Regions from separate parts of the Mus musculus genome. Here region 2 is linked to region 1. A link is a loop called in an ENCODE intact Hi-C map of the cell type or tissue named here. Cell type or tissue: heart. All regions are shown on one strand. Links, peaks and the distances in the headings refer to the core of each region. The heading gives the core; the rest is flanking DNA. Region 1 holds the start of Klc1 (kinesin light chain 1). Region 2 has its middle 8.7 kb from the start of Atp5mpl.

What was found. Peaks named below come from ENCODE experiments on the same cell type or tissue, not always from the same donor. Only the 100,000 strongest peaks of a DNase experiment are listed, where the experiment ranks them.
Region 2: it touches region 1 in a loop (2.7-fold over the local background); 1 of 42 quality-filtered maps calls a loop at or near these places.

What each region holds. Positions count from the first base shown.
Region 1 is chr12:111,757,047-111,762,420 of GRCm38, forward strand. Klc1 (kinesin light chain 1) reads left to right here and starts at 1,803. Exons shown (of 16, transcript NM_001025360.2): 1 at 1,803-1,996. In heart, for the core only: a CTCF peak has its summit at 3,001; DNase peaks (open chromatin) are centred at 1,675, 2,165 and 2,875; H3K4me3 peaks cover 2,677 bases; H3K27ac peaks cover 2,623 bases.
Region 2 is chr12:111,955,669-111,961,042 of GRCm38, forward strand. No RefSeq gene overlaps it. Among named protein-coding and RNA genes, the nearest start is that of Atp5mpl, 8.7 kb to the right of the region's middle. In heart, for the core only: a CTCF peak has its summit at 2,674 (motif pointing left); a DNase peak (open chromatin) is centred at 2,683.

The DNA.
Region 1 (5,374 bases), core at 152-5,151:
ACCCTAATTTCAATGGCTCATCAAGCTGGACTGGGATGGACTTCTTTGCTCTGTTGATGTCCCATTTGGGGGGGGGGGTGAACAGATATTTATATATCTTTCAAAGATTCATATTCATGTATGTGCGGGTGTGCCCATGTATGCAGGTGTCACAGAGGCCAGAAGAGGTCCACAGGTACAGTGGAGCTGGAGTTAGAGGCTACTGTGGGCATTCACCCAATGTGCCTGCTGGAAACAGAACTCCAGTCCCCTGAAAGATCAGCAAGCATTCTTAACCGTTAGCCCCTGAAAGGATAGATGTCTCTTTATTTCTCCATGGGAAGTCACACAACAGTCTAGGCAGGGGGATGTTGAACTGGGTGTGGCAGAGAAAACTAAAGGACAGGTGAGGGCAGCTAGGGACAGGGTAAAGTGACCTTAGTACAACTAGGTCCTGTGGCCTTTGTAGACCAAGCTAAGGAGTTTTATGCTCATGCTGAGAGTGATGTATGTCTGCAGCAGGGTTGATTAGCTTGGTCTTTCCTCCTCCCCAACACAGCAGGGGTGCTCCTGTCTCAAGATTTAATGGAGTGTTCTACGCTGGTTCCGTGGTCCTGTTCTTTCCTGTGTGTGTCAGCACAATTTTCTGACCTTGGAGTTTGGGTCATGTGCCACTCCCTCACCACTCTGCCTGCAATTTTACTGTTTTCAACAAGTCAGATTCTGTTTGAGCTTGTTTTTTCTCATTGGAATGGGAGCTGGCCAGCAGACACCATCTGCCACTTTATGTACCTGGGTCTTCCTGTGAGAACCTTGGGAACTTAGTGGATATCAGTTGAAGGGGCAAAAGAACGAGATGATAAAGCTTGAACAAAGCAATGGCAGGGACAGATGAAACAAAAAAGCCCTTTGCTTGCTGAAGAAGTGTGTGCATATACAGGACTCGGAGGGGCAGTGATTGACCCATGGGAAAGAAATGGGCTCCCGCTTAGCCTACTCTTTTCTTTCCAACACCACCTGGGCAGGGGCCGTCATATGCTTTGTTCAGATGTATGGCAGTGGCTGAAGAGCCGGCGACACCCAACATCCAAGCAGCAGTTTGTGTGCTGGGGCAAGTGAAGCCTGCAGTAAAGACTGAACCCACAGCCTCTCCTTAGGCCAACATGGGCTGCTGCGCTCCCCACGGGAGCTGCCCCTTTATTGGCCAGCCTTTGAATTTTCTAGGAGGTCAAAGTAACTGGATCTGCTTGTTAAGATCAAAAGCACCTGCCTCCCTGATGTTGGTAGGTATAAGTGCAGGGTGGAGGACCGCAGCAGGTTCTGGGCAATACCATCAGAAGAGGGAAGCGTTTCCCAAGGTGGGGAGGCTGTGGGCATTCGCAACCCCTCCCCGTTAGTAATACAACCGCGCCATTCTGGAAACGTCTAAAGGCACCTGGAGGGTTCCCAAGCCGGTGGCAGGCAAGCTCGGCCTTGCCACTGACTCAGCGTCCCCTCCAACCCGCTGCTGAGTCAGGCCTGCAGTTGGGGTGCCAGGCGGCTGTGCGAGGCTCAGGAGCAACCTGAGCTGGCAAGCCTGCCCTTTGGGCCAGGCTGGAGGTCGAGCGAGAGCTGCGGCCAGGAGCGAGCCGCAGAGGGTGGGTCCTGGCCGCCTGGCGATCTTCCCGTCCTCCACGGGTGGAGGCGCGGCGAGGGAAGCCTCCCGGTCTGAGGCCACCACACACAGATTAGAGAGGCTCCTGGAGAGCTCCGGGCTGCGGACCCCAGCCTCAGTTTCCCCTGAGCCCCGCCCGGCGGCGCGAGGGCGGGTGACGTCACGGCGCACAGCATTGTGGGGCGGGCGCGGCGCCGGCGACGCCATTTTCGGCGGCGGAGGGTGGCGCGAGGCTGCGGAGCGCGGGTCAGGGTGAGGATGCTGCGGGGCGGCTGCGGAGGCGCCGCTTGCTGCTGAGGCGGCTGGGCTCTGCGCGGCCTCGGCCTGTGACAGCGCGACGAGCGCGACTCTCCCGATCGGACGGTGAGTGCGCGGCCTGGTCCCCGCCCCGCCCCGGGCTCCGCGCGGCTGGTGCGCAGTGCTCCAGACGCGGCCGCGACCCCTTCCCGCCTGCATCCTCCGGGCTGAGGCTTCTGGACCTTTCCGTCCACCGCCGCATCTGCACCCGGCCCTTCCAGGCTGCGATTTTGCTCCTCCGCCCGAACCCAGTCCCCTCCCTGGCCTTTCCATCCCTGTCTGCACCCTGGGGTTCCCTCTCCTCTCCGCTCCGTCCGCGCCCCTCCGTGCTCCGGTCTCTTGTCACCTCTGCCTGCGCGCCAGTAGTCTGCGGTCCTTGTCCTCTCTCAGCCTGTGCACATCCAGCAGGGGTTTCTGTCCTTTCTCCGCCTGCGCCTTTCTAGGCTCGGGTCTCTTGTCACCTCTCTGCGCTCCTCCAATCTGCGGTCCTTGTCCCTGTCTACCTGCGCCCCTGCTTTGGGTCCCTTCCCTGTCACTGGCTGCGCCCCTCCTGGCTGGGGTCTTTGTCGTCATCTCTCTGCCTGTACATCCAGGCTGAGGCTCTTCTCCCTTCCCTTCCTGTTCTGGTTCGGGTCCTGTCCTATCTCTGCCTGTCCCTCTCTGAGTTGAGGTCCTTGTCCCTTCTTCGTCCGTGACCCTCTAGGTTTGGGGCTCAGCTCTCTCTGCCTGCACTCTAGACTTCTGTTCCTGCCCCTTCTCTTCCACTCCCCTCCTGTGTCCCTCAGGCTTCTGTCCCATCTGTGTTCAGGGCCCCGCCCTGACTCGGGCCTCGGGGCGGGGGCGGCCTTCCAATGGCAGCTGTGGGCTTAAGGGACCCAAAGCCTGTCTGCTGAGGTCCTGAAGAGGTGGTGGTGGTGGTAGTGTGTGTGTTGGGGGTCAGCCGACTGGCTTTGTCTCAGGCCTCCCCGCCCTTCTAGCCCCCACCTCTCCCCGGCACCGCCCTGGGTGGCGTGCTGTCATGCTGTGGTCCATGGCCAGTGGCCAGCCAGTCTCTTTCTTTCAGTGGCCGGGTGTGGAATCTCCCTGTGACCTGAATGTGCCCGGCCTGGAGTGCTTTTCCTTGTTACATGTGGAGCCCCCTTCCCGTAAAAAAAAATTAAGGTGTTAATAAAGTAATATTAATATGTGACCGAGTGGATGGCATTATAATGAAGTTTGCAGGCCGTTTCCAGCTGTGTTGTGTTGGAATTGCTACTACCTGCTACTGTTATGTTATTGGTGATCTGGTGTACTTGCAAAAATGATGTCTTTAAAAAGCATGAGAACAAGAAATTTATATACCATTTAAACTGCTATGTTTTTGATTCTTTGCATTACTTAAATTCCAAGGCTCTTTATACGGTATGACAAAGCCTTAGGTCAGAATTAGCCTGGAATGCTTTGTAATAGGACAGTGAAACCCCATTAGGAAACTCGATCAACCTTGAGTCTCCTAAGCATGCCATAGTTAGGGATCTTCTACATGGAGGCCTATAGGCCTCAGTTGTGGTAGGAAATTTGACTTACTGTTCTTTGCAGTAAGTATTTGTAAGAATGCAATGATTCTATTTAAAATTCCACAGTGTGCGGTATGTGGGAGGGCGGGCCCCTTCTAGATCATTAAAGAATGCAGCATGTTGCAAGTCCAGCCTGATGCTCTGGTGGAACCAAGAGGGGTGGGACCTGGTGGTGACCGCTCTGTAGCACCAGCATTGTGAGAGCGTGTGTGGTGAACACATAGCAGGAAGTGACAGTATATGCCTATAACCCGGACACACTTGGGAGCCACAACTGCATAGCAAAATCTCAAAACAAAAATCCAAAGCAAGAAAAGCATAGACTTGCATGGAATCTGGACAGGGATTTTTTTCCAAGTGCAGAGATTGAAGAGGTGAGGTCTACACAGCTTAGCTATTCTACAGCAAAGTCTCCAGGCTGAAGAGGGCACTCAGTGCTAGGGTAGTAGCCTACATTCAAAAGATCCTGCTTCCTCAGTGCAAGAACAAACAAACCAAACATTACCCACAACCTAAATGTTTACATTAAGAAAGATTAATCCGGGCTGGAGGGATGGCTCAGCGGTTAAGAGCACTGACAGTTCTTCCAGAGGTCATGAGTTCAAATCCTAGCAACCACATGGTGGCTCACAACCATCTGTAATAGGGTTCGATGCCCTCTTCTGGTTTGTCTGAAGACAGCCACAGTGTACTCATATACATAAAATAAGTAAATAATTCTTTTAAAAAAAGATGAATCCATTCTTGGGACTGGAGGGATGGCTTAGTTGTTAAGAGTAATTATTGTCCTTTTAGAGGGACCTGGGTTTGATTCTTAGCACCCAGAAACAGCTCATAATTGTCCCTAACTACAATTCCAGGTAATCTGAGACCCTCTTCTGACCTCTGTGGTGCCCATGAACACCATGCAGGTGTACATGTAAACACTAACTCTTAACAACCAAAAGAAAACATTTTTAAGCATTTTTTTCAGGTTGGGAAAAGTGAAAATCTCTAAAGATCCATAAACAATCCCTAGAAATGGTTGACTTAAAAGAACTAGAAAGAAAACCTGAAGTGACTTTTTTGAAGCCAGAAGTTCTTAATTGAGTGACTGTCAGAAAGCAGATTATGCAACAAGAAAGTGACTTGCATGCTGAGCAAGATAGTGTCAAGTTTTAGAGCACAGAGTGAAAATGTTGAAGGCTGGGCATGGTGGCACAGGCGATCTGGAGGGTAGGGCAGGATTGGGAGGCCAGCTTGTGCTACACAGAATCTCCCTCAAACGAAGTAAGAAACAAAAAGAATAAAGATGTTGGATTAGGACTGTGGAAGTGTGGGCTCGAGGGAGTGTTAAGTGCTGAGAATCCACTGTGCAACACTGTACTATTAGGGATCCTGGTATGGGTAGTTCCCAAAAGAACTCAGACCCCGTGTGAGTGGTGAGGAGGCTCTTGTTGCACAGTTCAGAGGCAAGTGCAGATTGGCTATGTGTGGTGCTGATGGGAGGCCTGTCCTAGTGAGGTGGGGAGGGGAGGATGGGAAATGCTCCTGTGGTGGTAGGCAGAGCTAAGGAGGTGCTCCTGCTCTGCAGTTGGAAGGAGAAGGCGGGAGGCAGGGAAGAAGAGCCGGTTTGGTGGTTAGAGCAGGAAGGTAAGGGCAGTGGTGCGGGTGGTGCTGTGCACGGGCAAGCTGGTTAGGAAGTATCCACCTTAGTCTTGTGAGTGTTAGGACAGTGGCTGGAGGTGCAGAAGTGGCTGAGTTGGTGGTCAGTGGGAACTACAATGCAGTAGTCTGGGAGAGGCAGGCGGCGAGGGTTGGGGGGCTCAGCATTGTGTCAGGGTGAGCCTGTGCACACCATGCCAGTGGACCATGAGTCAGCTACTGAAGTTCTCTGTAGTGTCCTGCT
Region 2 (5,374 bases), core at 92-5,091, 200 kb after region 1:
GAGTCAGGAGAAGCCTGAAGTATCTGTGAGTTGGTACCCACTGTCCAGTGGGCTTGGGGGACATGCACCCCTCACAGGTTGTAAGGCAGCAGTGGCTCTGCAGATGGGGTGAGTTTTACACTCACTCTCACTGCCTGGAAGGTCACCGGTGCCAGTTTCAGTAGAACAGCCATTTGGCTACAAGGCCAGAGTGGGGACAAAAACACAAGGTCCCACTCTGTGCCCTTTCAAAAGAGAAAACGCCTGCATTTCTATAGCAGACTGACTTCATTGTGGCTGTAAGAACCTGAGCCTGTTAGGACAGGTAGTGTCTCTGTGTGGCTCCTCACTGTCCCCAACAGCAGTCCCTTTGTGGGGCAGGAGAGAGGGTGGCCTCCTGCCAGTCTCCTGGATACTTGAGGACACTACTAATAGTCCATCATGATGTTCCCAAACCTTGGTTTGGGGCTATCAGGTCACCTGAAGACAGATGGGTGGGAAGGGCACTAGCGAACCCTATGTGTGGCTCGGAGTCCTCTGCTTCTGTCCCTGTCTTCTTCATTCAGAAGGCATCCAGAGCCCTAGGGTGGGCTATCGGGTGGCTCCCAGATGATGCCAATCTGGGCAGGGGTGGGGCTTCTGGTCCAAGCCTTATTGGGAGAATGGTAGCCTGTCCCCATGTAGGCATGGGTGGTCAAAGGTCACAGGCTGCCCTGCGGGAGCATGAACCTGTGAGGTCAAAGCCCTGGTTCTGCAGGGAGAAGGTTTCACTGGCTTTCTGACCCTCCCGTCTGTTTCTGTCCAGAGTGAAAGCAATGGACACTTAGCCGTGGACTGAAACTTTGAGACTATGAACCCAAAGTAAATTCCTTTTAAGGTTGATTTTTCTCAGTTATGTTGTGACAGCCACAAACACCAACACAGTTCTTTTTAAATTTATTTTTTGAGACAGGGTCTTTATATAGTCCTGGCTGTTCTGAAACTTGCCACATAGACCAGGCTGGCCTCGAACTCACAAGAACCTCTCTTGCCTTCCAAGTGCTGGGATTAAAGGCACATGCCACCACACCTGATCTAACAGTTTGAAACTGATTTGAATTGCTTAATAGACATAGGGCCATCTAGGCTATTGTTTTTTTCTGTTTTTTAAAATTGTGTGTACACTAAGAGAACAGTTTCTAAGAGTTGGTTTGCTCCTTCCACCACGTGGATTCTATGGATGAACTCGGGCCCATCAGGCTTCCAGGCAAGTGCCTTTGCCCGCTGAGCTATCTTGGCAGCTGTAAAGTTACCTGGTTTTTCTTGGTGTGAACTCTGGAATGACGGAACTTTCTTACAAGGGGCTCGGCCATTTCTTACACCCTGTAGTTTTTATTGGCACAAAGCCATGGCATTCTCTTACTGTCCTTTCAATCTATGTGTCCAGTCACTGAGGTCTAAAGCCAGGCCTTGGGCAGGCCAAGCCACACCTTAGTCCTTGTCCCTATAATGTCTGTAAAACCCGTATTGACATCTGCCCATTCTGTCTTCTCTATCTGTCAGTCAGGCTGGGGGTTTCCTCCTTTATTGATCTTCTCAAGGAACTGGCATTTATGTCCATCGATTTTGGTCCATTGATCTTCTGACTTCCATCTCACTGGAATAGGTTAGTATCTTTTGCTTTCTTGGTTATACTTTTTATGGGTACACTGTAGCTGTTTTCAGACACACCAGAAGAGGGCATCTCATTACAGATGGTTGTGAGCCACCATGCGGTTGCTGGGAATTGAACTCAGAACCTCTGGAGGAGCAGTCAGTGCTCTTAACCACTGAGCCATCCCTCAGCCCACTTTCTACAGATCTGCCTACCCTACTGTGCTGAGATGAAAGGTATGCGCCACTATGCTTGGCTCTACAGTTTTGTTTAATTTTCAATTTGCCTGCACAGTTTCTATGTGCTTCAGTCTCTAGCCCACCTGGTGGTTGTTTGACTTTATTCTCCCTCACTCAGTGGGTTAATCAACAGTGTCCTGGAGTTCAATTCTCTGAGGCCTGTTGTCTCTAGACTTCTTAGCCCTGGAGTACAAATTAAATCAAGTTTCTGCCCTGGCAGCAGTAGGGACCATAGTTCTGAACCTGTGCTGCTACACTGAGTCAGATACATGGTGTGGCCTGTGGAGTGGGAAGCCCCAGCCTCATTTCCTTGTCACAGGCTTTGTATGTGCTCACTAACAACACTGTTCTGTCTTGTCAAGAGCTAGGAAATGTACTGATAGGAAGTGAGATCGTTGCTCAGGCTGGCCCAACCTGTGCCCTCCTTGCTAGGTCTCTCAAGTTGGTTGGGGCTATAGAAGCACATCACACTTGGCTCTGAATCTACTTAACTGCCATGCCCACCCATTCAGTGACACTTATCAGAATGCCAGAATACAGGGGCTGAGAAACAGCTCATAAGCATGCTTACTGCTCTTTGAGAGGACCCGGATTGGTTTCAGTACCTATACTGTGTAGCTCCTGGCTCTAGTCCCATGCCCTCTTCTGGCCTCTGTGTGCACATGAGCACGCATGATACACACTCAAACATACATACACGCATAAAACAGCAAAATCGTGATCCTTCTCTTACTGTTCCTTAGTGCCACGGGCACAGTTGTCACCTATGCTCTCCGCCCTCAAGGCCACTATGGTAACCAGTTTGGCCACATTCTGGCTCCACCTACAGGCCACTCTTGGTAGAAGACTTGCAGCTACTGAAACCCTGGTGGATTCTGTATTCTCTCCACTGTGCAAATGCAAGTGGGGTCTGCACAGGCACATTGAGGATTTTCTTTTGTTGTTGTTAATGGTTTTAAGAAACATGCTCTCACTGAGTAAACAAGGCTGGCTTCCACTCATAATTGCCTTGCTGCTGCTGAGATTAGAGGCCTGTGTCCCTGCTCCCAGTGAGCTACAGACAGCCCCACATAGACTTGCTCTCACTTCTCTAACTGAAGGACCACTTAGTAGTAAACGGGGGGAGGGGGTGGGGGGAGAGCAGCTGCCAGCCTGTGTGTGGGGCAATTCCAAGGCAGATGTAACCAGCTTCCTCTCTAGATGGGCCCAGGCTCCCTGAATCCTTCCTGGCCTGGCACGTGATAACCAACTGCACTAAGCCATATGTACAGCAGATGGCTGCTATCCATGAACGGAGGCAACTGTCAACAGCCTGTTTTCAGTGTGACTGGCCTTTTCTAAGACCCAGTTTCGAGCACCACACACATCTGGGGGTAACTTTGAAATATTAATTTGTCAAGCTCTTCCCCAGACCTGTGGAAAGTCACACACAGGAGCCTAAATCCACATTAATGGCCTTTAGTTGATTCCAGTATGTGGGAAGCCACATGTGCCGTTGCAGAGTGGCACTGACTACTGCTGGCCACCACGCATAAGTTTGGACAAACAACCAATGTGTACATATGCAGTAAAGTTTTTTGCAAAGACACTGCCTGGCCCGGGCATGATAATGAGGCTTTGGGAGTATAACCAATCAGATGTGAGACATGCAAATGAGGTATGATAATGAGGCTCTGTGAGGTACAGAGAGAGAGTAGCCAATCAGACGAGGAACATGCAAATGAGGCTTAGTGCATAACCAATCCGGGTGTGAGACACGCCTCTCCTAGGCCTATATAAGCAGTACCAGTTCTGGGCTCAGGGGTCTCTTCGCCTCTGCAATCAAGCTCTCCCAATAAACGTGTGCAGAAGGATCCTGTTGCAGCGTCGTTACTGCTGGCCAGTCCGGCAAGCGCAAGACCAGTACAGGCTGAGAAGAGCTGGTGCAAACCACCAATTCTGTTCTTTATTGTTGCTTTGAGTCAGGTGATGACCACGAAACTCTGGCTGGCTTGAAATTCAGTAAGGTAGAACTTAAACTCAGGAGATCTGCTTCCAGGGCAGCGCTGGATAGTTGTCAGCTCGTCTGGGAGGGGTAAACCATAACTGAAAAGGCCTGTTTTCTAATGAGTGACTGATGGGGGAGGGCCAGCTTGCCTCGGGTGGCGAAGCCTCCCCTCAGCTGGTGGTTCTGGGTGCTTTAAGCAAGCAGGCTGGGGGCCAGGTGTGGCAGGGCAAGTCTTGATCTCAGCGCTTGGGAGGCAGAGTTAGGTAGATCTCCATGAGCTCAAGGCCAGCCGGGTCTACAAAGCAGGTCCAGGATAGACAGGGCTTATTACATACAGGAACCTTGTTCTTAAAGCAAAACTGAAACAGAGAGAGAAAGCAGGCTGACGGCTCTTCCGGATGGTCCAGGTTCTAGTCTTAGTACCCACATGGTGGCTCACAGCCGTCTATCACTCCAGTTCCAGGGTCTTCAATGCCCTCACACAGACACATATGTGAAAACACCAGTGCACAGAAGATAAAACAAAACAAAACAAAAACCAACCAGCCAAGCAGGCTGAGCAAGCCCTGGGGCGCAAGTCAGTAAGCAGCACCCTCCATGGCCTCTGCATCAGTTCCTGCCTTGGCTTCCCTCAATGACCCGTGATTCAGAGTATGTAACTCAAGCCTCTTCCTCCCCAAGTTGGACATGGTGTTTTAGCACAGCAATAGAAACTAACCCTAGGACAGGAGCTATGGAACTAGAGGTGGGCCCCACCGCCCTCTAAATATGTTTGAAGTAGTCCCGTTTAGCCTCAAATTCATTAAGTCATGAATACTCAGAACTCTATCCTCTTGCCTCAACCTCCCAAGAGCTGAGACCACAGATATGAGGCCACCATACCTGGCTTCTCTGTAAGACAAAGTCCACAGGGCAGGCTGTTCTAGAACTTGTGACTCTCCTGCCTCAGCTTCCCACACACTGTGGCTATAGGTGCGCGACAACAGTTCATTGTTTTTTCACATTGCTTATTTTGCCCCGTGATTCATTACTCGGATATAATTCTGCCCAGAGCTTATGTCGACCACATGCTCTGAGGTGATCTTCCCATTAAAAAAAAAAAAAAAGTGTGCAAACATGTGCTCATGCGCAAGTGGAGGCCAGAGAACTTCCAAGAGCTGAGGTGGCTTTCTCCTTCCCCACATCGGGGGCCCTGGGAACCAAACTCAGGTTATCAGGTTTGGGAAACAGCACCCTTCCCACCGAGCCATCACACCCGCCTTCTTTCCCTTAATTCCTTACTAATGGGTATACATGTAACTGATAACGGGTATGTTAGATGCAGGGTGTTGAGTCCACTGGAGCCAGAGTCACAGGTGTCTGTGAGCTGCTTGATTCTAGAGCTGGAACCAAACCTGGGTCCTCTGTGATCAGAGCAGCAAGTGATCTTAACCGTGCCACCATCCTTCCAGCCCTTTTCTGCTTATCTTTATGTAAACTTTTGTTTTCCCCAGACAGGGCTTTCAGTAGCTCAAGCTGGCCTTGAACCCCTGAACT